Linked DNA regions of Homo sapiens: region 2 is linked to region 1. A link is a loop called in an ENCODE intact Hi-C map of the cell type or tissue named here. Cell type or tissue: CD4-positive, alpha-beta T cell. All regions are shown on one strand. Each heading gives the region's core, and the rest is flanking DNA. Links, peaks and the distances in the headings are about the cores only.

Region 1 (13,224 bases), core at 2,591-10,590:
AAGATTAACAGCAGAAACAGTAACGAACACCATAGACATCTCAATTGGTTCAGCTTATACAATTCTGACTGAAAAATTAAAGTTGAGCCAACTTTCCACGAGATGGGTGCCAAAACCCTTGCATACATATTGGCTGCAGACAGGAGCAGAGTTTTTAATCAAGATCCTGAAGCATTTATTTGAAGAATTGTAACAGGAGATGAACATGTCTTTACTAGTACGATCCTGAAGACAAAGCACAGTCAAAGCAATGGCTACCAGTGGTCTACTCAAAGCAAAAGCAAAAATTCAGGAGTAAAGGTTGTGGTAACAGAATTTTGGATGCTTAAGGCATTTTGCTCGTTGACTTTCTGGAATGCCAAAGAATGACAACATCTGCTTATTATGAGAAGGCTAGCCAAAGCTTTAGCAGAGAAAAATGCCTGGGAAAGCTTTAACAGAGAGTCCTTCTCTACTATGACAATGCTCCTGCTAATTTCTCTCATCAAACAAGGACAGTTTTGTGAGTTTCAATGGGAAATCATTAGACTTCCACCTTACAGTTCTGAATTGGCTCCTTCTAACTTCTTTTTGTTCCCTAATCTTAAAACATCTTTAAAGGGCACCCATTTTTTTCAGGTAATAATATGAAAAATATTGCATTAACTTGGTTAAATTGCCAGGACCTTCAGTTTTTTAGGGTTGGACTAGATGATATCATCATTTACAAAAGTGTCTTGAACTTGATGGGGCTTATGTTGAGAAGTGAAGTTTATATTTTTAATCTTTTGATTCCATTTTTTTTGCAAACTTTTTGAAGTCCCCTCATACTCGTCACCTTACGATGGGACCACATCCCAGTAAACTCATTAGTCAGAAATGCATTTAATAGTCTGTTAAATCCATCATAAAGTTAAAAATTATAAGTTGAACCATTGTGAGTCCAGATACTTTTCTACTTATGATGGTGGTTATGTCCTGATAAACCCATCGTAAACTTGAAAAAATTATTGTTCACCATCCTTAGTCATCTGTAATAATTTATTTGCATAGCATGGGCACACATAATAGGTCATTTAATTGCCTGGGACAGGGAAGGCTATGGTGACTCTTGAATTGTGAATTGAATTGTGATTTCTAAAGGTTTGCCTGAGCCTGAGATGGGATGTGTCTTCTAAGTAGAATAGCTAACATGAGCACAAAGATACTGAGGTTTTTAAAAGTACATGACTTCTTGGAATGGCTGGTGTACGTAAATGTGTAGGATGTGTAGAAGGGAATGGTGGATACTAAAGCTGGAAAAAGCAAACTGGGACCACTTCATGAAGGATTTTGTATGATTGCCGAAATGTCCTCTCTTTACCCTTATATGTATGATTTTAAGGATTTTAAGTAAGGGAGTGATAGGGACAGTAATATGGGTAGACCATTTGTGATAATATTAATACAGAGGAAGGGACGGATTTATTTTGAGAAAAGAAGCATTGCGACTTGGTGAATATTTGAAGCTGTGGGATAAAGAATCAAGGGGGAATTAGTTTTCTTTTTCTTTCTTTTCTTTCTTTCTTTTTTTTTTTTTAAAGAGATGGGATCTTGCTCTGTTGCCCAGGAGTGCAGTGGTGTGATCACAGTTTACTGTAGGCTCAAGTGATCCTCCCACCACAACCTCCTGAGTTGCTGGGATTACAGGTGTGTGCCATTAAGCCTGGCTAATTTTTTTTATTTTTATTTTTATTTATTTTTGAGACAGAGTCTTGCTCTGTCGTCCAGGCTGTAGTGCAGTGGCACGATCTGGGTTGAAGTGAATCTCCTGCCTCAGCCCCCTGAGTAGCTGGGATGGCAGGCACCTGCCACCATGCCTGGCTAATTTTTGTATTTTAGTAGAGATGGGGTTTTACCATGTTGGTCACACTGGTCTTGAACTCCTGAACTCAAGCAGTCCACCCGCCTCGGCCTCCCAAAGTGCTGGGATTACAGGCATGAGTCACTGTGCCTGGCCTTTTTAATTTTTATTTTTAGAGACAGTCTCACTATGTTCCTCAGGCTGGTCTCAAACTCCTGGCCGCATGTGGTCCTTCCCCATCAGCCTCATGAGTTGTGGGGATTATAGGTATGCACCACTGCACCCAGCTGAATTTTTCTAGCTTGGACATTTTGATAGTTAGAAATGCCTTCTAGTAAATAGCACAGGAAAGGTGGAAGTATAAATTTTGGGGATGGTGGAAAGGAAAAAAAAATCTTTAGATGATCTTCTAAAATTGCATATCTAATTCTGTTACTTCCTTCCTCAAAACTCCCTGATTGATCTCCGTTGCCTGCTGAACTAGATGCCTAAATGTCTTTACTTATTCTCAGTCGAAGATGGGGTTTTTGCACTTCTCCTAAGAGATAGTTTACAATACTTCTTAGGATTTTCAGTTACGTATCTTTGCCATTCAAATTACATTTTGGTAATTACATTTAGATAATTTACATGTGCACTTGATGCAAACATTTAAAAAACCAAAATAAAACAACTTAAAATACTTGAAGGTACTTCTTCCTTGAAATTTTCCAGAGTCGTTTTATGTCTGCCCTAGTTTTTTGGGCCCTAATGGAAATGTCACCACGACTTGAGTGTGGGCTGCTGATAAGAACAGTTGGCCTGTGGTAGAGAAGGGAGGTCAAGGGGAAGAGTGAAGGTCACTTTCATAATATTATCATCAACTAGGAGATACATAAAAATAATACTGGTCATAATCTTTACAGGATGAAATCGAGAATCTCCAATGAAATATTAAATTGGCCATATTCTATAATGTAACAGCCTGTTGGCATTTTTATGCCCAATCAAGTGGGCATTTTTATCCATATACAGTGTTATGCATTCCCTGGAATATATTTGAATAAGGATGATTGAACAGCTTTATGATGAAGAAACACTAAATACATTGACTATTAAAAAATGGAGGAAAAATAATAGGAAATAAGGAAGTATTCTCATTTTACTTTTCCAATATTGCATTTGATGTTTTTGCCAATGCCATCGGCCATAGAGTGAAAACACACACTCTGTCTCTCCCTCTCTCTCTCTCTCTCTCTCTCTGTCTCTTGTGTGTGTGTGCGCGCGCAGGAGAGTTGATGGTATTCTTACAGTATTCAAAGGTATCTAAAATCAGAGATGATATTTTAACATTGTGGCTGGATATAAGATAAATCTGTGAACATTAGTAGTAAAACCATATACTAGTTATAACCAGCTCCAAAATACAATGAAAATGATTTATATAGATCCATTTACACACTACTTACCAAACTAAACAACTCTCAGAATCATATTAGTCCGGATAAGCTATGTTTTGCTGCAGTAACAACCCTAAATTTCAGTGGCTTAGCTGAGTGTGGTTGTGTGCACCTGTACTACCAACTACTCAGGAGGCTGAGACAGGAGGATTGCTTGAGCCCAGGAGTTCCAGGCTGTAGTGGTGATGATCACGTCTGTGCATAGCCACTGTACTCTAGCCTGGGCAACATAGTGAGACCCTGTCCCTTAAAAAAATGTTAGTAGTTATGCTACACATACATTGTGGGTGGGATAGTAGGTTTTCTATCCAGTGATTATCTCTACTCTCTAGAAGATTGCCAGTCTCCTTGGCAGATGGAAAGAGAGACTGGGGAATTGCATGTTGGCTCTTAAACTTGTTCTCTGAAAGCAACAGATCCTTTTTATTCATATTCCATTGGTTAAGATCACATGGTCAATCACTTGGACACACTTATCTTTCAAAGGGCCAAGGGTGTACAGTTCAACTTTGTACCTGAGAAGAGAACTGAAAATATTTCATGAATAGCACTAATAATTGTAGCAGTATTGAAATATAAAAATGAAAACCAAAAAAGCACAAGGAAAAGATTAATACATGTGACTATAAAGGGTATAATCTCTGAATTATATTGAAAGCATAAATGAACAGTTCTAAACATGGAAGTCTTTAGATCAGTATGAAAAAGATTAATCTATATATAAAAGTGTAATACAAATATATTAAGCAGATTTCAGGAGTCAAGTACAATAAAATGACCAAAAGATATGAACAGGTAATTCCCAAAAGATGAACTAGGATAGGAAAATATATTTAAGTTGGAATCGCAATTTTTTTTTTTTTTTTTTTTTTTTTTGAGCAGAGTTTCGCTCTTGTTGTCCAGGCTGGAGTGCAGTGGCATGATCTCTGTTCACTGCAACCTCTGCCTCCCGGGTTCAAGCGATTCTCCTGCCTCAGCCTGTCGAGTGGCTGGGATTACAGACATGCACCACCACGCCCAGCTAATTTTGTATTTTTAGTAGAGACGGGGTTTTCTCCATGTTGGTCAGGCTGGTCTCAAGCTCCCGACCTCAGGTGATCCGCCTGCCTTGGCCTCCCAAAGTGCTGGGATTATAGGCATGAGCCACCGTGCCCAGCAAGTCTTTCTTACTCTTTAAATAGTGGAGAATTTAAAAATAACACCCAGTGCCAGTGAGTTTATGGAGAAATAGTTAATCATGTATTGCTGTTTGGATTATAATTCTTTTGCAAAACAATTTAGATACCATGTCAAGAACCATAAAAATATTCATACTCTTTAAGAATCCGTCTCTAGGAGTTTACCCCAGTTAAAATGAAGAAATATTAAATGAGTTAAAGAAAATATTTTTCAGTAGTGAGGAAGAATCCATCCATTTATTCTTTCATTTCATTTAAGGAGACCAGTATTATTTGTGCTAGGCTCTGTCCTAAGCACTGGACATACACAAATGATTAAGATAGGATTCCCACCCTGTCATAGCTTAAAGTCTAATGGTGAAGAGAATGTTAGGGGAAGACAGAGAAGAGGAAAGCCTAAAATACACAATCTCAGTTCAGTTAGGACATGTAAGAATAACCTAAAAATGTTCAGCAACTGGGAAATGTTTCAGAACATTTTGATATATTGGTATATGCAGTGGTATATATTGGTATATGCAGAGTGACTAACTGTGGTTGAAAGGAATACTTACAAAAACTATGTGTAATGGCATAAAGAAATGTAAAAGGAAAGAATATTAAGGGTGTGAGTACTATGATTATAGACTATATAAAAATACATAAACATTTGGGGAAATAAAGATTGTAAAGGAGTGTTGAAAGAAATCCGAAAAAAAAAATAAGGTTAGATTAAAAACAATAGTTGCCCTTTAAAATACATAACTTGAGTCTAGTAATGAGAAAAACGTCAAAGAAATCCCAGTTGAGGGTCATACTACAAAATACCTGACTAGTTATTCTCAAAACTGTCAAGGTCATCAAAAACAAGGGAAGTCTGAGAAGTGTCACAGCCAAGAGTAGCCTAGGGAGCCATGATAACGACATGTAAGGTAGTATCCTGGATGGGATCCTGGAACAAAAAGAACATTGGACAAAAACTAATGAACTCTGCACAAAGTATGGGCTTAGTTAATAATAGTGTATCAATATTGGTTCTTTAAAGGTAATGTATCATACTGTTAGCTGTTGTTAATAGGGGAAACAGCATGGGGAATATGAGAACTACTCTCTTGACATTGTTTTTGTAAATCTAGACCTCTTATAAAAAATGAAGCTTTTTTTTAAAGAGATAGGAAGAGGAGAGAAACATATGCATATAGGCATTTACTTAAATGTTCATCAGGCTGGGCACGGTGGAGCACACCTGTAATCCCATCACTTTGGGAGGCCGAGGTGGGTGGATCACTTGAGGTCAGGAGTTTGAGACCAGCCTGGCCAACATGGTGAAACCCCGTCTCTACTAAAAATACAAAAATTAGCTGGGCTTAGTGGCACGCATCTGTAGTCCCAGCTACCCTGGAGACTGAGGCAGGAGAATCAGTTGAACCCAGGAGGTGGAGGTTGCAGCAAGCCAAGATCATACCACTGCACTTCAGCCTGGGTGACAGAGCGAGACTCTGTCTCTAAATAAATAAATATTCATTCATCAAATGTCTGTGGAAAGACATTATAATACACTGCATACAATACGATACATATATTGTTACAAATACATGTATAGATAGGGATTAATGCTAGAAGGAAATGAAGTGAAAACTGTTATTTAAGGGAGCTAAGGTTGATGAATATTTTCCCAAATGTTTTCCTAAATCAGTTTTGTTCAGTCTTTCCTGAAAGACAGTTCATCACAAAGTTAAATACCTCATGTTCTCACCCATACATGGAAGCTAAAGAAGTTAATCTCAGAAGTAGGGAGTAGAATAGTGGTTACTAGAGGCAGGAAAGAGGAGGAAGGAGATAGTTAAAGGTTGGTTAAGGGATATAAAAGTACAGCTAGTTAGGAGGAATAAGTCCTAGTGTTCTATAGTATTACAGACTGACTAACAATTTATTGTATATTTTCAAATATACAAACACAGATTTTTAATGTTCTCAACACAAAGAAATGATCAATGTTTGAGGTGATAGATATGCTAATTATCCTGTTTTGGTCATTGTACATTGTATACCTGTATTGAAATATCACTCTGTATCCCATAAATATGTACAATTATTGTGTCAATTAAAAATAAAAGCCGAGAAAACATGGTGTTTCAGGTAGGTTGTAAGAGTCTGTCTTGAGTATAGTGCCATCTGCTGGCAATGTTAACTAATTACATTTTTAAAAAGTTATTTTATGATTTTATAGGGGAAACTGGTTTTTCTTGCCATTTTGTTATTCACTTGGTTATATATTTTTATGCTTATGCCCTCTTTTTATTATGAACAATAAGCATTCCTTTAAAGATCCTTATGATATGCCTAGAATTTAGAAGAAATCACTACCTCAGGTTTTCCTTTGTTGCCAAATTTTTTTTGCCTATTTCTATGGCTGTAACAAAATGCCTTTATTTTGCAAATGTAATTTGGGGTGAAATAATTTTTTTTAAAAGGAGCTTTATACGTATGCTTTTTGTTTTATTTTGTTTTAAGAAGGTTCGTTAGTATTAGGTAGAATTTAGAAATGAATCAAGTACCCGTAGAGACCCAAAATACCATAAATTTAATAGAATTAAATTTGAAGGGCAAGTCCCTTCCATTACCCTTCTTTCACAATATTCCTGAACTCACTATACTTAGTATACTATACTATACATCTGGGATTAGCATAGACGCAACAAGTCAAGGGCTCAGTCCCACAAGACTGAAGTCCCCACTTCAGATGCCAGTCACAAATCAGGCCTCCAGTATTTCTGGACTGACTGGCTATAAATTGGGTTCCCATGACTCCCTCCTCAGATTTGATAATTTGCATAAGTTGCTCACAGAACACAGGGAAACACTTTACTTACATTTTTCAGTTTATTATAAAGGATACAACTCAGGAACAGCCAGATGAAAGAGATGTATGGGAGGAGGTCTGAGTAGGGGAGTGTGGTTTCCATGCTCTCTCCAGGCATACTACCCTCTCAGAACCTTAATGTCTCCACCAATCCAGAAACTCGTCAAATGTTGTTTCAGGAGGTTTTATAGAACTTAATATTCAGCACCTCATTCTCCTTTCTGGAGGTCAGTAAGAAGAGTTGAAAATTCCAGCTCTCTAATCACTTGGTCATTCTAGTCACCAGCCCCCTCCTGAGTTTATGCTATATAGGCTCCACTCCAGGTCACTTCATTGGCATAAACTCTGGTGTAGTCAAAAGGGACCTTTAATGAATGACAAAAAACAGTCCTATCACTCAGAAATTTTAAGCATTTTAGGAGCCTTGTGCCGTGAACCTGGGACAAAGACGGATTACACTTATACCACAATAGGTCTAGCATTTTAAAAAGTTAACTAGTTTGCACATAGACACTTGGCGAATAGTTGATTGGTTATATAATCCCATCAAGGTATGCAAATAAACATGTATTATGGCATCTCTCATTGGCATATAAACTAGTATTTGCCCTATACCTGCTGTATAAGATTGAGTCTTGTCATGTTGATTTCTCTTTGCTGCAGTGTTTATCGCAGCTCAGCTTATCCCAGCTCTTCCCATTCCTGTCTACTATTCCTGTCTACTATCTGCTACCTATAGTAGCAGATTTTGGAGGTAATTTCTCTCCTTCCAGTTCTCTTCAAAGCCAGGACTATTAAAACAAACAAAAAAACCTTCTGACTGTCAACTAGATAATGTTAAGAATCTTCCAAGTGACTATAATTTTAAAAAAATATATGAAATCATTTTATGTTCCCCTTAGAACTTGGAGAATGTCTAATCTAGAAGTTTCAGAACTTTTTTTTTAGAAAGCAGCTAAACCTTTAATTGAAGAAATCTTGTATAAAGCTGCATGTCCTGGGGTTCCTACATAAGCAAACCCAAACCCAATTCAATGAAAACAGTGACATCAAACTTAAGTCTAACTAGAGACATTATCAGTTAGAAATCACCAACTGACCTCTAACTTGGGACCTTTTACTGGATCATGATCAAATAAGGCAAATGCCTAGCTAGCTATGGCTGATCAAGTAATTGCTTTGCTTCCAAGTTCAGCCTGTTGAAACCCTCTGCTCATGCTCTGAAGCTGAGCTTGCTGAACCTCTTTTGGTTATTAGTGTTGTCAGATTCGTGAGTTGTCCTTTGCTCAGATAAACTCTGCTAAATTTAATTTGCTTAAAGTTTTTAATACCCAGTATCTAAAAACAAATAATGAAGTGCTTTGTTTAAGACGGGAATGAGGCTGAGTGCAGTGGCTCCTGCCTGTAATCCCAGCACTTTGGGAGGCCGAAGTGGTAGATCACTTCAGGCCAGGAGTTTGAGACCAACCTGGCCAACATGGTGAAACCCTGTCTCTACTAAAAATAGAAAAATTAGGCAGGTGTGGTGGTGTGTGCCTGTAGTCCCAGCTACTCAGGAAGCTGAGGCAGGAGAATGGTTTGTACCTGGGAGGCGGAGGTTGCAGTGAGCTGAGATCATGCCACTGCACTCCAGCCTGGGTGACAGAGTGAGGCTCTGCCTCAAAAGAAGGGAATGAGTGTGTGGAGTTTGAAATCTCTGAGCTCTTCCACTTTTACCTTGAGGCACCTCAGAGGAACTTTTTGCTTATTTTATCCAAATCCCGTTTTACGAAGGAGAGATCTGTACCCTATAGTAGTTAATTGACTTGTTAGGTGTACCCTAGGTAGGGGAGTGGCGGACTTTTATTCATTAGCCTCTCAGTCGTGGATTTTTTTCTATTATACCAAGCTGCTTCTAATGGAATTACTGCGTTCTTAAAAGTTACAATGACACACATACATATTTTTAAATTAGTATTGCTTTTCTTGGTAGAAATAGCAATTAAATTGCTTCTTGGTTTCCATTAACATCGAGGAAAAATTACAGGATTTTATTTTATTTTTTTGAGACAGAGTCTCACTCTGTTGCCCAGGCTGGAGCACAGTGGCGCGATCGTGGCTCACTGCAAGCTCCACCTCCTGGGTTCATGCCTTTCTCCTGCCTCAGCCTCCCGAGTAGCTGGGACTACAGGCGCCTGCCACCATGCTGGGCTAAATTTTGTATTTTTTAGTAGAGACGGGGTTTCACTGTGTTAGCCAGGATGGTCTCAACCTCCTGACCTTGTGATCCACCTGCCTCTGCCTCCCAAAGTGCTGAGATTACAGGCGTGAGCCACTGCACCCGGCCAAATTACAGGATTTTAAAGAGTTTAATGAACTAAATATTTGTATGTTGAAAATATATTTAATATATAATAGCAAATTTTTAGCTTAAAAATTATTATCTATGTTAGATATGCTTATTTATATGAACATGTTAAAAATATGTTTTATAATTAGAACTGTTACTCCTAGGCCTATTGATAGTTGTGATTATCTTGATAGAGTGTTGTCATTTGTCACATTGACAAGGTACTAGTCCTAGAGATAAACCAGTATCCAGTCTGTTTAAAAGTGAGAAATAAAGTTCTTTATTACAAAATTTGTTAGGTAATAAAGCAGGTTGGAGATTTTCATATATACCTTTTCTTTAGTGAGTATAACTCTGCCACTGTAGAATTATTTGAGATATGTTTAGTTAAAGGCATATTTTAAAAAATAGATACCTTTTACTAAGGAAATAAAAACAACCTTATCGGAGGCACAAAACAGATACTTACATAGGTTAATTTTAATATGTTACTGGAAAAAAAAAGTCTAATTTCCAGTAACATTTTTAAGCTCGCATTTGGCAATGTCAGTGAAACAAACTGAGAATACAATTTAATCATTATGTACAGTAAATGAGGTCTCTGGGCATGAAAATAAAATTAAAGTTTCTTGAAAACTTTATGATAGTAATCCTCAGAAAGAGACTTATTTTTATTCTATGAATATTATTGGTATGTAAAAGCAATGTATTTGTCCATAGTAAAAAAGAATAGCATTTTGCCGTAGCACATTTTCAAAGTTTTTTCAAGTTATGTTATTACCTTTTGGATATTATGTTGCCCTCATCTGTGTTTTTACTTATTATTGGAAGGCTCTTGCTTATAATATTTGACTTATTTTTCTTCTCTACTTTGTCTTTCCATTCTGGATTGGAAGTCCTTCAGGATGACAGGCTATATTTTGTATACATGCACAGTGATGCTCTGAGCTATAGTGGAGCCTGAAGCAAAAGGAAGAGTTAGTGATTCTGATGCTGTCTCTGTTTTAAAATGTTGATGTTTGGTTCATGGGTGTGTGTGTGTGTGTGTGTGTGTTTTGTTGCATTGGTTTTGTTTTAAAAATATTCCATTAAAACGTTGTTGTTTTTGTTGTTGTTGATCTTGATTACTGCGTTTTTTGACAACCTCTTTAACGTTGCACATGTCTTACCCTATCCTGGGTGGGGTCCAAGTGTACATTGTAGAGAGCTTTATGTATAGCAGGCTCTCAATACATGTTTTGTTGGGTATATTATTCTGTTCTCCCTGAAAGATGTGATCAAGTTTTTATTCTTTTTCAGGTATCTTACAGCCATATAGATGTCAAAGTTGGAGTTTAAAAAAATTATTTTCCTTGTGGTTGGAGAGAATAGAATCAGAAAAGAAAATTTAGAAATAAGAAAGTGTTACTGGCTTAGAAGTATTTTACTTTACCTTAACCCCACTGAATATAGAGCATAGAGAGATTGAAAACTGGAATTCTGTGGAGAAATTAAATAGAAAAGATTTAAAGAAATTAAATGGATAAGTCTTATGTATTGGCTTGCTTTGTCAGTTATTCAGAACATTGTGTATACTCAAAATACTAAACCTACTCAAGCTACTCTATTTTAATGGAGTTTGAGAACAACCTCTTAAAAAATCATTTAGTGAACTATCTGCAGTATATTGTGAATCTTGGCTTAAGAATGATGTATATTTCTTTCTTCTAATGTGGGTATATAATTATAAATGTTAAAGTGTATTTTAACATTGGCTATAGCATTTTCATAAGGAATTAAGCATTTACTTGTTGAAAGATTATATGCTAAGCAGAATTTGCTTGTGTAAAACTTTTAAATTCCTTTTCATTGAAAATATTCAGATTGATAGTCTTCTAAATTTATGGTTCAAACAAATTAGTTTTAGAACTTTCCACAAAATTTGAATGGCTAGAGTAAGCTAAATAGCTTTTTCCTCTAGTAAAATACTCTCAACTTGGTATGATTAAGTATCAGTGGTAGGTGGTTTATCAGAGGCAAGAGAGCATATATTGTTCTAAGGATTTCTTTCCAAATCTTTTATGATTTATCCTTTTATTTATATTTACACATATGTTTGTCAAAAATATCAGAAACACAGCATTTTCAACAGATGTTATTGGAACTGAACAAACTCAGTTTTTCAGTTTTTATATAAAAGAAACAATTGTATTTTAGTGCTATGTTATATTGAGGAAATTGACTATATATACCAAATTTTGTATTTTTAATAGAAAATTACAGCATGTAAACTTTGAATAGATGTAATATTCTTTGAAACTCATTTAAATTTTTATGTAAATTAAATTTTATATATATGGATTTTTATATAAAATCTTTTTAAAAGGATATTAACATTTTTAGGCCTATTCAAGCAGATTTACCTTTTATCAGCACTGCTGTATTCCTTATTCATCTAATGGTAGTTCAGAGCATGAAGAAGTTTAGGAAAGGTGATATCTGAGAATAATAGAAAAATAATATCCATAGGTTCCTTCCTTTAGGGCCTTAGAGTTTATCTGAGGAATAGAGTAGTGCATGTGATGAAGGTTTTAAAGTAGAGTGTTAGAGCTGTGGGTCATACTAGAATAATAGAAAAATTGGTCAGAGAGAATGAGTTGATCTGATGATGAGGTAAGAGAGTTCTGTGGAGCTGAAGATTAGTTTCAGTTGCTAAGTTGTTACTTGTTTCTAATCTTACAGATTGTTTTAGCTTGAGAATGTGTAAAATGGGTAGATCTCTTTGAACAAGCTTTTTCCCTAAAGAGTGTAGACTTGGCCGGGCATGGTGGCTTATGCCTGTAATCTCAGCACTTTGGGAGGCCAAGGCGGGCGGATCACGAGGTCAGGAGATGGAGACCATCCTGGCTAACATGGTGAAACCCCGTCTCAGCTAAAAATGCAAAAAATTAGCTGGGCATGGTGGCACGTGCCTATAGTCTCAGCTACTCAGGAGGCTAGACAGGAGAATCACTTAAACCTGGGAGGCAGAGGTTGTAGGGAGCCGAGATCGCGTCACTGCACTCCAGCCTGGGTGACAGAGTGAGACTCCATCTCAAAAAAATAAATAAATAAAATAAAAGAGTATAGACTTTAGAATAAGGTAAATTTAATTATTTCAGTAATTAGCATTTCTCAAACAACACAAAAGCACTACTATAAAATATAGAAATATTTTCTGTACCTCTTTTTTCAATTCTTGCCTGTGTGTGATTTTCTTTTTAACAGGAAATCAAACCCCAAAGCCATTATAACCATGGATATGGTGAACCTCTTGGACGGAAAACTCATATTGATGATTACAGCACATGGGACATAGTCAAGGCTACACAGTAAGGTTTTTGTTGTAGTTGTTTTCTTTGGCATGTGTATTTCAAGTGAAATATGAATCTGAATAACAGTCATATTACTTTGGGAAAAACATCAGTATATCTCAATTAAAAAATTAGTTTATGGGCCGGTTGCGGTGGCTCACACCTGTAATCTCAGTACTTTGCAAGGCCGAGGAGGGTGGATCACCTGAGGTCAGGAGTTTGAGACCAGCCTGGCCGACATGGTGAAACCCCGTCTCTACTAAAAATACAAAAAATTAGCCA
Region 2 (13,224 bases), core at 2,228-10,227, 1.3 Mb before region 1:
TTGCTTGTCTGTAAAGGATTTTATTTCTCCTTCACTTATGAAGCTTAGTTTGGCTGGATATGAAATTCTGGGTTGAAAACTCTTTTCTTTAAGAATGTTGAATATTGGCCCCCACTCTCTTCTGGCTTGTAGAATTTCTTCTGAGAGATCAGCTGTTAGTCTGATGGGCTTCCCTTTGTGGGTAACCGTACCTTTCTCTCTGGCTGCCCTTAACATTTTTTCCTTCATTTCAACTTTGGTGAATCTGACAATTATGTGTCTTGGAGTTGCTCTTCTTGAGGAGTATCTTTGTGGCATTCTCTGTATTTCCTGAATCTGAATGTTGGCCTGCCTTGCTAGATTGGGGAAGTTCTCCTGGAAAATATCCTGCAGAGTGTTTTCCAACTTGGTTCCATTCTCCCCGTCACTTTCAGGCACACCAATCAGACGTAGATTTGGTCTTTTCACATGGTCCCATATTTCTTGGAGGCTTTGTTCATTTCTTTTTATTATTTTTTCTCTAAACTTCTCTTCTCACTTCATTTCATTCATTTGATCATCCATCACTGATACCCTTTCTTCCAGTTGATCGAATCGGCTACTGAGGCTTGTGCATTCATCACATAGCTCTCATGCCGTGGTTTTCCACTCCATCAGGTCCTTTAAGGACTTCTCTGCATTGGTTATTCTAGTTAGCCATTCGTCTAATCTTTTTTCAAGGTTTTTAACTTCTTTGCCATGGGTTCAAACTTCCTCCTTTAGCTCAGAGAAGTTTGACCATCTGAAGCCTTCTTCTCTCAACTTGTCAAAGTCATTCTCCGTCCTGCTTTGTTCCATTGCTGGTGAGGAGCTGCATTCCTTTGGAGGAGGAGACACACTCTGATTTTTAGAATTTTCAGTTTTTCTGCTCTGTTTTTTCCCATCTTTGCAGTTTTATCTACCTTTTGTCTTTGATCATGGTGACATACAGATGGGGTTTTGGTGTGGATGTCCTTTCTGTTTGTTAGTTTTCCTTCTAACAGTCAGGACCCTCAGCTGCAGGTCTGTTGGAGTTTGCTGGAGGTGCACTCCAGACCCTGTTTGCCTGGGTATCAGCAGCGGATGCTGCAGAACAGTGAATATTGGTGAACAGCAAATGTTGCTGCCTGATCGTTCCTCTAGAAGTTTTGTCTCAGAGGAGTACCCAGCCGTGTGGGGTGTCAGTCTGCTCCCACTGGGGGGTGCTTCCCAGTTAGGGTACTCGGGGGTCAGTGACCCACTTGAGGAGGCAGTCTGTCTGATCTCAGATCTCCAGCTGCGTGCTGGGAGAACCACTACTCTCTTCAAAGCTGTCAGACAGGGACATTTAAGTCTGCAGAGGTTTCTGCTGCCTTTTGTTTGGCTATGCCCCGTCCCCAGAGGTGGAGTCTACAGAGGCAGGCAGGCCTCCTTGAGCTGAGGTGGGATCCACCCAGTTCGAGCTTCCTGGCTGCTTTGTTTACCTATTCAAGCCTCAGCAATGGTGGGCACCCCTCCCCCAGCCTTGCTGCCACCTTGCAGTTTGATTCCAGACTGCTGTGCTAGCAATGAGTGAGGCTCTGTGGGCGTAGGACCCTCCGAGCCAGACTCGGGATCTAATCTCCTGGTGTGCCGTCTGCTAAGACTGTCGGAAAAGCGCAGTATTAGGGTGGGAGTGACCCAATTTTCCAGGTGCCGTCCGTCACCCCTTTCTTTGGCCAGGAAAAGGAATTCCCTGACCCCTTGCACTTCCTGGGTGAAGCAATGCCTCGCCCTGCTTCAGCTCATGCTTGGTGCGCTGCACCCACTGTCCTGCACCCACTGTCTGACAATCCCCCATGAGATGAACCTGGTACCTCAGTTGGAAATGCAGAAATCATTCGTCTTCTGCATCGCTCACGCTGGGATCTGTAGACTGGAGCTGTTCCCAATCGGCCATCTTGGCTATACTCCCTATTTTCTTTTTTTTAAATCTTATTTTAGGTTCAGGGATACATATGCTGACTTGTTATATAGATAAACTCCTGTCACGGGGGTTTGTTGTACAGATTATTTCATCACCCAGATACTAAACCTAGTACCCAATATAGTTATTTTTGCTGCTTCTCTCCTCCCACCCTCCACCCTCGAGTAGGCCCCAGTGTCTGTTGTTCCCTTCTTTATATGAGTTCTCATTATTTAGCTCCCACTTACAAGTGAGAACATGCAGTATTTGTTTTTCTGTTGCTGTGTTAGTTTGCTAATGCAGGAACAGAAAACAGATGGAGCTGGAGGATGGAGCCTCCAGCTCCATCCATGTTCCCTCAAAATTCGTAATCTCATTCTTTTTTATGGTTGCATAGCCACATTTTTATTTTCTAACATACATTAGCTGCTTTTCATTCCAGTCAACTTCATGGAAAAGTTTAAAATTCTAAATCAGTATATCTAACAACTCAATAACAGTAATGATACCTGTGGCTGTAAAAGTAAGCCCTCTTCTAACTCCAAGTGATTTCATGATGAAATAGGTATCTAGTCAAGCACACACAAAAAATGTACCCTAGCTGTAAACTAATTATACATTATCAGTCATAAAATTATTATATTATTAACCTATCTTTAGAAAAATAAAGTGTTGATAAAAGTGAATTGTTCTGCATGTAACCCAAGAACCCTGGGAATCTAGGACAGAGACAAGATTTACGAAACATATTCAGCAAGTCTTGAAATGCTTTCTGCTGTGCAGCAGGATGTTTCATGTAGTTGGTGCCTGGGTGAAACATCTTTGCAGGATACCCACCTCTTTCTCCAAGGCCACACTTCGCAAATTCTGTGGAGAATAAGGTATAATGTACTGTTTTGACTCTAACCAGACATTTAATCTTAGATAAGACTTAACCAACTGGTTTCTTTTATTGTAAAATGAGAGAGTTGGGTTAGATTACTGTTTTTCAAACTTTAACCAGCCTCAGAATCACATGGAGGGGTGGCCCCACTCTCACTTTATAGTAGTATAGTAGGCCCTGAGAATTTGCAGCCCCCCAACAAGAAAGAATTATTGAACCCAAAATATCAATAGTGCCAAGGATAAGACGCTCTGGCCTAAAGGTATTCTGAGTTGCTGTTATTCTACTTTAAAGGGCCAGTAAGTGCCTAACCAAGCATGCCATGAAAGCAGAGTTATTTCCCCCACCTTTTTTTTTTTTTTTTTAAATTTAACCTACCTAGGGCAGTATTAGTTTGGTACCAAAGCCAAAGATTCCAGATGGCTGTTCATTATGATGCTGGGCTCCTCTGTGGACAGGTCTCCATTTTCCTCAACCATATCATTGTGGAATTCTGTTGCCTCATGACCTGAAAAAACACTGGGATTTGTACATACAGTGGACCCTTTGGGTTGAAAGACACTCATTACGGCTTGAATATTAGTCTCTTCAGGCCCCAAGCCAATAAAACATTCATATTTTCATTGGGAATCTAGCCTCTCCTATAATTTACATGCAATCTTCCCTCTTTCTCTTTGTGATTGTTCTCATTGATAAGGACCAGCTTTGATATAATTTTCAGTTTGAACGTTCTTCCCCCTAAAGGAAGCTGGAATACATTCCATGGTATTAGGTTCCACCATAGCAACGGAAGGCTTTTTATTGCATGCATGAATATTCAGGATTTAATCAGTGGCATGTGAAATGTATTGATACTACTGAGAATTATTTTATGCTAATAGAAAAAGCAAACGACAGTCTTTTATTTGTAAACATAACACTGAAAGAACACTTGAACTTTTCTGGAAAGCAAATCTTTAGTCATTTGTTGAAGCTATATGCCTTTCCCATCCTTTAGGTGGCAGTAACTGCAGATGGCCCATAATAAAATGAACTTTTTAAGTGAAATATTTTAAACATTTAATACATTTATATTTTTAAAAATGATTTCATGATGTTAATAAGATGGTGGCATTGCTACTTCATAATTTCAAATTCTCTAATTAAAAAGTCTAGCTACCTGACACTGGGAGGTGTGTAAATGCAGGCTTTAACATAATACTTTTTATCATCCAACAGTGATTTTAACCTCTTTTTGTTTACCATTCCCTTTACTATGTGATGAAATACAGACTCTTTCCCCAGAAGAGCACATGTTTGCATAGACATAATAGCACTCTTCCATAGAATCCCTAGAGGATCAGGCTACCAGTTTAGGGGGCCTTGCCTTAAAGCAACATGAGAGGAGTGTCTCAGAAGCCTGAATCTGATCTTTTAAGCACTAGAGTGTCCTGCTCTTAGAGTTGCCCAGGGGAGGTAGAGGGGATGGAAGCACTCTTTACCTTTAATAAATAAGCATATGCCTTCTTCTACAATTATGATTTCAGTATGATTAAATAGTTGCATAGAACTATACTTCTCAAGACTCCTTTGACGGAAAGTCATAGAAACTCAAAGTAACTTATGTAAAAAAGAGGATTTATAGTCCCATAACCTGGATACTGCATCTAGGAACTCAACAGTGTCATCAAGACAGTAATGCCCTCCCTCAATCACTGACATGTTCTCTCTCTCTTTCTCTCTGTCCCCCTTCTGTGTCTATCAGCAATTCTAGGATGTACATTCTTAACAGAAGAAGAGCTTCTTTTTCTGAAGAGTTATATCAAAAGTCCCAGGTGACCACTTATGTTTAGTTTTATCAGTATTTATCAGTTCCATGCATATTTTTGTTTTTATGGCTACTACACACACACACACACACACATACAATCTTTAAACAAGATAAAGTAGGCTTTTCATATTTTATATGACACATTGTACATTATACTTAATAAACATGTATGTAATTATTATATAACTATTTTACATTAGTTACATTCATATAATGTATAGGTATATTATATATATACAAAATTATATATATAATGTGCATGTACTTATGAAACTTGCTTTTTATGTGGAATATATTGTTTTTAGATATATTCATCTCGAATCCATGTAATGCTAGTTCATTCTACCACAGTAAATAACTTTTGAAATTTGTTTATAAAAGACATTGTGCCTTCCATCTTTGTTGCATTCTCTCTCTAGCTCTTTCTCTCTCTCTGTCTCTCTGGGATCACTCATTCTGGGGAAAGCCAGCTGTCGTGTTGTGAGCAGCCCTGTGGAGAGGTCCCTGTGGTAAGGAACTGAAACCTGTCAACAGCCACATGAGAGAACTTGGAGGCAGCTCATGTAGTTTAGTCAAGCTGTCTGATGGCTGCAGCCCGACCTAATTGCAGCCTCCTGGGAGACCTTGAGCTGCAAGCTCCCAGCTGAGCTGCTCACAAATTCCTGACCCTCAGACACTGTGTAAATGTTTAAGTTGCTAATTTGGGGGATAATTTTTACACAGACAAACATAACTAACACAATATTGAAGCAAATCTAAGAATTTATCAATATATCAGGTTTTGGTGGGGATACAGACATGAAATTTTTTCTCAGTAGAAATAGTTTTCCCTGGTTCTTGCCACTAGAGGGCAAATGGTCACAAATAATGGCTTTTTCTATTTCCATACAACTCAGATGTCCGATGCAAACATTCTTAGAGACCATCTGCTCTGTTGCCTTACAGATGAGTATACAAATGCCCACAGACATTAACTTACTTGTTCAAGTTCACACAGGCTAGATCTTAACGTAAAAACTCAGCTGCAGTTAATAACATACAAACCAGCTATTTTTAAATTTTTTTAAATTTTTGTGATATACACCTGTACACCATACATCTATGTATATATATATATACACCTATGTGTATACATCTATACATAGGTTTATATATTTATGGGGTACATGAGATGTTTTGATACAGGCATGCAATATGAAATAAGCACATCATGGAGAATGGGGTATCCATTCCCTCAGGCATTTATCCTTTGAGTTCCAAACAATCCAATTACACTATTTAAGTTGTTTTAAAATGTACAGTTAAGTTATTATTGACTATAGTCACCCTATTGTGCCAATCAGTTAACTATTAATTAATGCTGCTATTTCTGAAAGTCACTAGGTACAAATAAAGAAGGCTTTATCTTTTTTATTTCAACTAGCATGTTAAAATTCCTAAGATCACAAAATTTATGATAACAACCATTGCCATTTATTGGGTACCTATTATGAACAACTTATTATACACATGTGCTACATGTCTTTTCATTTAATCTATCTAATGAAGCTTTGAAACTTACGCCTATCAATGCATGAGGGTCAGTGTCTTGTCCAAGGACACGTAGCTAGAAAGAAGGAAAACAAATTTGATTCTGATAGACGTTAAATCTCTTTGCAATATTTTTCTTAGGGCACAGCTCATAGCCTCTGATTATACCAGAAGTTTGTTGCTTCTGGAAACTTTTAGTATGTTGAGACATTTAAATGATTGCCATATAACATTGGAACAGAAAAGAAAAAAATTGATGACTCTCCTTCCCTTTTTCCCAGAAAAATTCTCTCTCTCTCTCTCTCTCTCTCACACACACACACACACACACACATATTGCCTCTTTCCTTCATTCTAGCAGACCAGCTTTGTGATACTGGTTAACCTTCCTAGAGCTTCATTTTGTTGCACCTTCTTCATTTCTAAAATAAGAATACACCTACCTCTTTTAAGCTCTCAGCAGGGATGCTGTGATGATTAATGAAAAAGTCTTCATGAATCTCATTTGATTTTGCAGAAGACAGAAGTTTAATAAAGCTGAAGAATCATTATAATGGTAATTAGTCATATTTTAGGACAGATGGGCAAGTGTCTGGCAGTGGTGGCTTAGCTGGAGCTGTTGCCACACCAAAGCAATAAAATAATGTCAATATGTCAGCCACATCAAGTCAGACGCAAAGAGGGTGCAATAGCAGCCTACTTCACACACTGCTTTGTTCATCATCTCTGCTTGGCACAGACTGGGACAGAGTTACAGCATTTCTAAGACAGACAGGCAGGCAGTTCGAGAAGAGCCACCTCATTATTGTGGCATATAATCTCCAAAGATAGCCACCACTGATAGCTTCCTTCCTTGTTGATATGCATGTTACTCCTCACACTAAGAGAGTGAGGAGCCCCTTGAATCTGGCCTGGCCCTGTGACTTGTTTAGATCGAGAGAATACTGTGGCTATGACTCTGCTAATTCTAGGTCCAGCCTTTAGAAAGACTGGCAGCTTCTGCTTCCTCTATCTTGGAAGAATGATGCAGGATAAGAAGTTCAAATACCCTGAGCCCATCTCACTATGAGAAAGCCCAAGCTAGCCATGTGGAAAGAGGGACAGAAACAGGCCTGACCAGCTCTCGGATATTCCAGTCATCCCAACTGAGGTTCTGAATGTGAGTGAAGAAGCAATCTTAGACATTTCAGCTTCAGTAGATACCATGTGGAGCAAAAGAACTGTTCAGTCCAGATTGTTTTTAAGCCATTGTGTGCTGGCATGTTTCTTATATAGCAATAGATATTTGAGACACCTATCAACATTTAAAATAGGGTCATATATCTCTTGATATTCTCTCTTTGCTAAATGAAGTAGAGGATTTCTTCAGAGAAATGAAATAAGGGAAAAACAGTAAGAGTTTGATACAATTGAGAGGATAGTTGCCTTTTAGAGGATACAAATTTTAGTTTTATAAAAGTCTGATTAAGATAGAGCAGTTATCTTTTCTTTGTTCACTCAGGCATTCATGCTCAAATATTTGTTGAATAAATATATTGCTTACTATACATCAGACATATGGATTATACACACACAGTCTCCAACTTACGATGGTTGGACTTACATCATAACCTTCATAAATTGGAGAGCCATCATGTTTTTCACTTTCAGTACAGTATTCAATAAATTGCATGAGATATCAAACACTTTATTATAACATAGGCTTTGTGTTAGATGATTTTTCCCAGCTGCAGGCTAATATCAGTGTCTGAGCACATTTAAGATAGGCTAGGCTAAGTTCTGATGTTCTATAGGTTAGGTATATTAAGTACATTTTCAATTTAGATTATATTTTCTAACTTATGATGGGTTTATCAGGACACAACCCCATCATAAGTTAAGGAACATCTGTAGGGCTAAGTGAGATGGATAATGTCCCTGATCTCATAGTGCTTATATCCTAATTGGGGAAGACGAATAACAACCAAAGCAAAAAGATAATTTCAGTTGGTGATAATGCAATTAATCTGGGGAAGGGTAATGTGATAGCATTATCAGAGTCTTTCTAAGGGTTCCCCACAATGCATTAGCAATAAACTAACAAACAGAAAAAAATAAAGAAAATGTTCATCCCGAGATTGTAATACAGTTTAATTATCTGTAACCTAATTAGCAGTTTCTGGGTATGAGTAAACACAATTCATGGTGTGGGCAGGGCTTTCCCATTTTGTGCTTTGAGTCTTAGCTTTGTTAACACTGAAACTGATCTGGTGGGGTAGATTTTTTTCCCCTACCTTATTAGCTTTTTAGGGAAGTAAAAATGGAATGTGCTAGCATTGGTGGTACAGGTACTTTGCTGGTCCACATGCAGTCTATTAACACCATTCCTAAGACACAGCCATTGATGTACTCAAAGAAAATGAGTTTGATGGGCACCTTGGTTGATTCAATGCCTTCACTATTGTGAATAGCACTCTGATGAACATATGAGTGCATATGTCTTTTTGGTAGAACAATTTATTTTCCTTTGACTAATGGAATTGCTGGCTCAAATGGCAGTTCTAAGTTCTTTGAGAAATCTCTGAACTGCTTTCCGTAGTGACTGAACTAATTCACATTGCCACCAGCAGTGTATAAGTGTCCCCTTTTCTCCATAGCCTCACCAGCATCATTTGTTTTTTGACTTTTTAATAATAGCCAGCTGAGGCCAGGTGCGATGGTTCACGTTTGTAATCCCAGGACTTTGGGAGGCCAAGGCAGGCAGATCACTTGAGGCCAGGAGTTCAAGACCAGCCTGGCAAACATGGCGAAACCCTGTCTCTACAGAAAAAAATACAAAAAAAATTAGCCAGGCCTGGTGGTGGGCACCTGTAATCCCAGCTACTCGGGAGGCTGAGGCAGGAGAGTCGCTTGGAGCTGGGAGGGAGAGGTTGCAGTGAGTGGAGATCGCACCATTGCACTCCAGCCTGGGTGACAAGAGTGAAACTCCATCTCAAAATAATAATAATAATAATAATGATAATAGCCAGTCTGACTGATATGAGATAGTATCTCATTGTGGCCTTGATTTGCATTTCTCTGATGATTAGTGATGTTGAGCATTTTTTCATATGTTTGTTGGCCACTTGTATATCTTCTTTTGAGAAGTGTCTCTTCATGCCTTTTGCCCACTTTTGAATGGGGTTATTTGTTTTTGCTTGTTAAATTGTTTAAGTTCCTCATAGATTCTGGATATTAGACCTTTATGAACATTTTATCCCATTCTGTAGGTTGTGTGTTTACTCCGTTCATAGTTTCTTTTGCTGTACAGAAGCTCTTTAGTTTAATTAGGTCTCACTTGTCAATTTTTGTTTTAGTTGCAAGGGTAGATAGGTTAATGAAATGTGGTACATACATGCCATGGAATACTATGCAGTCATAAAACAGAACAAAATTTTGTCCTTGGCAGCAACACAGATGCAGCTGGGGGCCATTACCCCAAGCATATTAATGAAGGAAAAGAAAACCAAATACCACATGTTCTCACTTACAGTAGGAGCTAAACATTGGGTACTAATGGACATAAAGATGGCAACAATGGACACTCGAGACTACTAGAAAGGGGAGGGCAAAAGGGTTGAAAAACTTAACTACTGGGTACTATTTTCAGTACCTAGGTGATGGGATCAATAATATCCCAAATCTCTGCATCACAAAATATACCCAGCTAACAAACCTGTAGATGTAGCTCCTGAATCTAAAATAGAAGTTGAAGTTATTTCTTCAAATGAAAATAAGTTTGAATTAAGAGAATCAAGGAACTAGATATTTTACAGTCCTACATTTCTGGAAGGCTTCACTTACTTAATTTCTTCTGAAGAAAGGGCATTTTTCATAAGAGAATTAGAAAGACCACTCTTCTTTTGCATACATAGCATGGTTCTCTGTGATATCCCATGAATGTTCTGTTGAGACCCTTCCACATTCTTTTGAAATTAGCAATGATTTCCTTGAAAGAGGAAATTCTGTCTTAATTTCTTCGTTTATTTATCCTCTCACACAATATCCTGCCCATAGTACATGCTTAATAAATATTTGTTAAATAAGTGAATGTCAGATTAAGAGACCAGTGTCTACATTTGAAACCCAGCTCTGCAACCTACTAGCAGTGTGATCTTGGTCAAGTTACTTAATTACTCTCAACCACTACATTGTTACTTTAAAATTAATATTAAGTTTCCGAAATGGTGACTCTTGATAAATTAGAATAGACACATAGCCATTGACAGCTAATGCTGGCAACACTGTGTGTGTGTGTGTGTGTGTGTGTGTGTGTGTGTGTATAATGTATACATATATACATGTATATGTATATATATTAGTTATATTTGTATTATGTATTTTAATTAATTTCAATCATTTGTAGGCATACATATATGTGTATGTACATATGTATGTATATATATGCACATGTGTATATATGCCTACAGATGTGTATATATACGCCTACATATATATACATGTATATACACACACGTGTATATATATGTGTGTATATATATATATATATATATACACACATATATATGTACACACACACACATATATATATGTGCCTGCAAATGCAATCCTTCCCTCATAGAGGTTATTTGCCTTTAGATAAAATCTGGGAAAAGTGAAGATCATTACTGCTAGAATTCAATTTGAATATATTTTTACTTAAATACTGACTTTTTAAACTTTGCTTTCTTCTAAGACAAATTTCTTAGTTGGCCAACAATAACTGGCAATGTCTAAGCATCTATGATAACTTATCAAGAGTCACCACTTTGAAAACTTAATAATATTAGTTTTAAAATAATTATGTGGTGGTTGAAGTTTATTAGTGGAAATGAGGCAGGAGGACAGAGGAAAGAAACAGCAAACTTGATGTATTTTATGACCTAAAGGTCTAATGCCAGAAGAGCTAATCTTACAATGCCTGTTCATGAAAAACTCATTGAAAAGTCCCATGATATTAATAAGTTAAATGTCCTTACCTACAATGAATCCCAGTAGAAATTTTACAATAAATTTGTCTTCAGTGAAAGGTACTAGGGTAGAGAAAGGAAAAAAATCACATAAATTAAGAGTTTTTGCCATTTTTTATGTTTGTCACATATTTGTGGACTAAGTAGATGAGGAATTATTGATATAGAATTCAACAAAATTCAATGAGATATAATTTTAATTATAATTATAATTTTAGAGCATAAGATTTATTTGGCAAAATGGGAACATATAGTGGTTGGGATGCACCAGTGTTTAAAAATGAATAATAATAAGATAATATTTTGGTTAGGACAATCAGCTTAACATCAAAAGCCATTTGTTTAGACTGTAATTTAACAGAAAATATAATGCTAATATTCAGTTTATATAATAATCCCTTTAAGTGGTAGAAATTATAGCCTTTAAGAGTCAAACCTCTTCTTTTTTAACTTCTAGGGAGAGCCTTATCTGCTCTCAAAAGGTCTTAAATAACCATCTGATCTTTCTAAATCTATATCAGTCCTAATTCTAGGGTGTCTCGTCCTTCAGCGAACATAAAAGTTTATAAATAGATTTAGAAATAGCAACAACAAGTGATTCCTCCTTCTAAAATGCATTGTTACCTTGGATAACAAATAACTGAAAGATTTCCAACTACTTGCATTCCTTTCTGACCAGGCAATCTGAGGGCATGCTCTAGCCCCCAGCCATCCAAATAGCAACTCTATTTGGAATAAAATTAGATAGAAAATTATCACTGTAACCTTGCAAACACTGAGACTACCCCACAGAAGTAAGCTGATAAAAACATAAGATAAACAGCAGATCCTAAAGATATGCCAAAAATTTAAAAAAGTGTTTTTATCGTTGAACTCCAGCTGGATATAGGGTACAAGGTGGAGAATATGAAAACTGGTTACACATTCCATACCACTCTAAACAGCTCAATGAAGATTCCTTGGGATTTATTATGACAGATACTGTTACACTTTCTTTAGCTCTCAACTTAAAAGCATATGTTTGGTTCAATCCCCACCCAGAATTACTGGGTTTATATCACTGTCAGGTAACCAATGTCTTCCCAGATAGTGGAATATGTTACTGAAAATATCTTTATTTGCCTTCACTCACAGATTCACACACAGCGGGGGCTTAAATGATCCTTAGTCCTGGGAAAGTGGGTGATGAGGGGGTCAGGAACGGCGCAGGTAGAAAAATGTTCTCTTAGTGGAATGTAGTATTGGCTGTTCACCCAATTTCTGCAGATGACCTAAATAACAATTGCCTTAGAGATGCTGGTAATTTGAAATAAAAATTACAACCTCTATCCGATGTTGGCTAGCATCTCTTGAACCATCTAGTCTTTTATTTATTCCATAAAAATATATCAAGTGCCTTCTCTGTTCCCCAAAGTGTACTGGGCCCTACAAATACTGCATTTAATGAGACAGATGTTGTTCCTAACCTGCATATGAACTTGCAGTGTAGACGTGAAGGGAGACACTAAACTACAGTAAACTAAAAAGCAGCGCTAAACACATGTTTGCGGTCAAGTATTACATATGGGACGCACATAGTGCTATGGAAACCTGTTATAGGAATGTCCTTACTTCTTCCAACTGGTAGAAAAGGACACCAAAGTGATCCTCATCTGGGTATCCCAGTGCAAATGACTTAATTTCCTGGGCTTTGGTTTCCTTGGATAAAAGTAAGAGGAATTGGAATAAATGATTTCTAAAGTCCCTTTCAGTGATAAGGTGCTGGAATCCTTTTCAAATCTTCCCAATCCCAAAAGCATATTCCAATGGCATATTCTCTGCAAGAATAATTTGAGGACTTGTTAATGACTAAGTGCAGACAATGGTTATGTCTTTGACCATCCCTAGAGTGCCAGCAGTGAAGCTTAATTTTAGAAACCTGGGATGCTCACTGACCTCTACTGGAAATACACTACGAAGAAAGTCCTTGTGGAATCCTGTAGGGTCTTACCATCTGTTTCACAAATGCCCCTTTTCTGTGTGCGTACCAAGCTGGGTAGGGGTACTATTCACTTCTGATTCATAGTGAGCTGTCACGTGCCCTAAAAGTGCT

What was found. Peaks named below come from ENCODE experiments on the same cell type or tissue, not always from the same donor. Only the 100,000 strongest peaks of a DNase experiment are listed, where the experiment ranks them.
Region 2: a loop joins it to region 1, with 6 times the contacts of the local background. A loop is called at or near these places in 2 of 110 quality-filtered maps.

What each region holds. Positions count from the first base shown.
Region 1 is chr12:76,784,578-76,797,801 of GRCh38, forward strand. ZDHHC17 (zDHHC palmitoyltransferase 17) reads left to right here. Exons shown (of 17, transcript NM_015336.4): 2 at 12,857-12,960. Among named protein-coding and RNA genes, the nearest start is that of ZDHHC17, 27 kb to the left of the region's middle. In CD4-positive, alpha-beta T cell, for the core only: CTCF peaks have their summits at 6,569 (motif pointing left) and 6,768; a DNase peak (open chromatin) is centred at 6,574.
Region 2 is chr12:75,521,653-75,534,876 of GRCh38, forward strand. LOC105369844 (a long non-coding RNA gene) reads right to left here. Exons shown (of 16, transcript XR_007063375.1): 13 at 11,142-11,195; 14 at 9,967-10,111; 15 at 3,183-3,312; 16 at 2,609-2,788. Among named protein-coding and RNA genes, the nearest start is that of KRR1, 17 kb to the left of the region's middle. RefSeq lists enhancers at 1,070-1,570, 1,571-2,071. In CD4-positive, alpha-beta T cell, for the core only: CTCF peaks have their summits at 5,477 (motif pointing right), 5,683 and 5,885; DNase peaks (open chromatin) are centred at 5,169 and 5,489.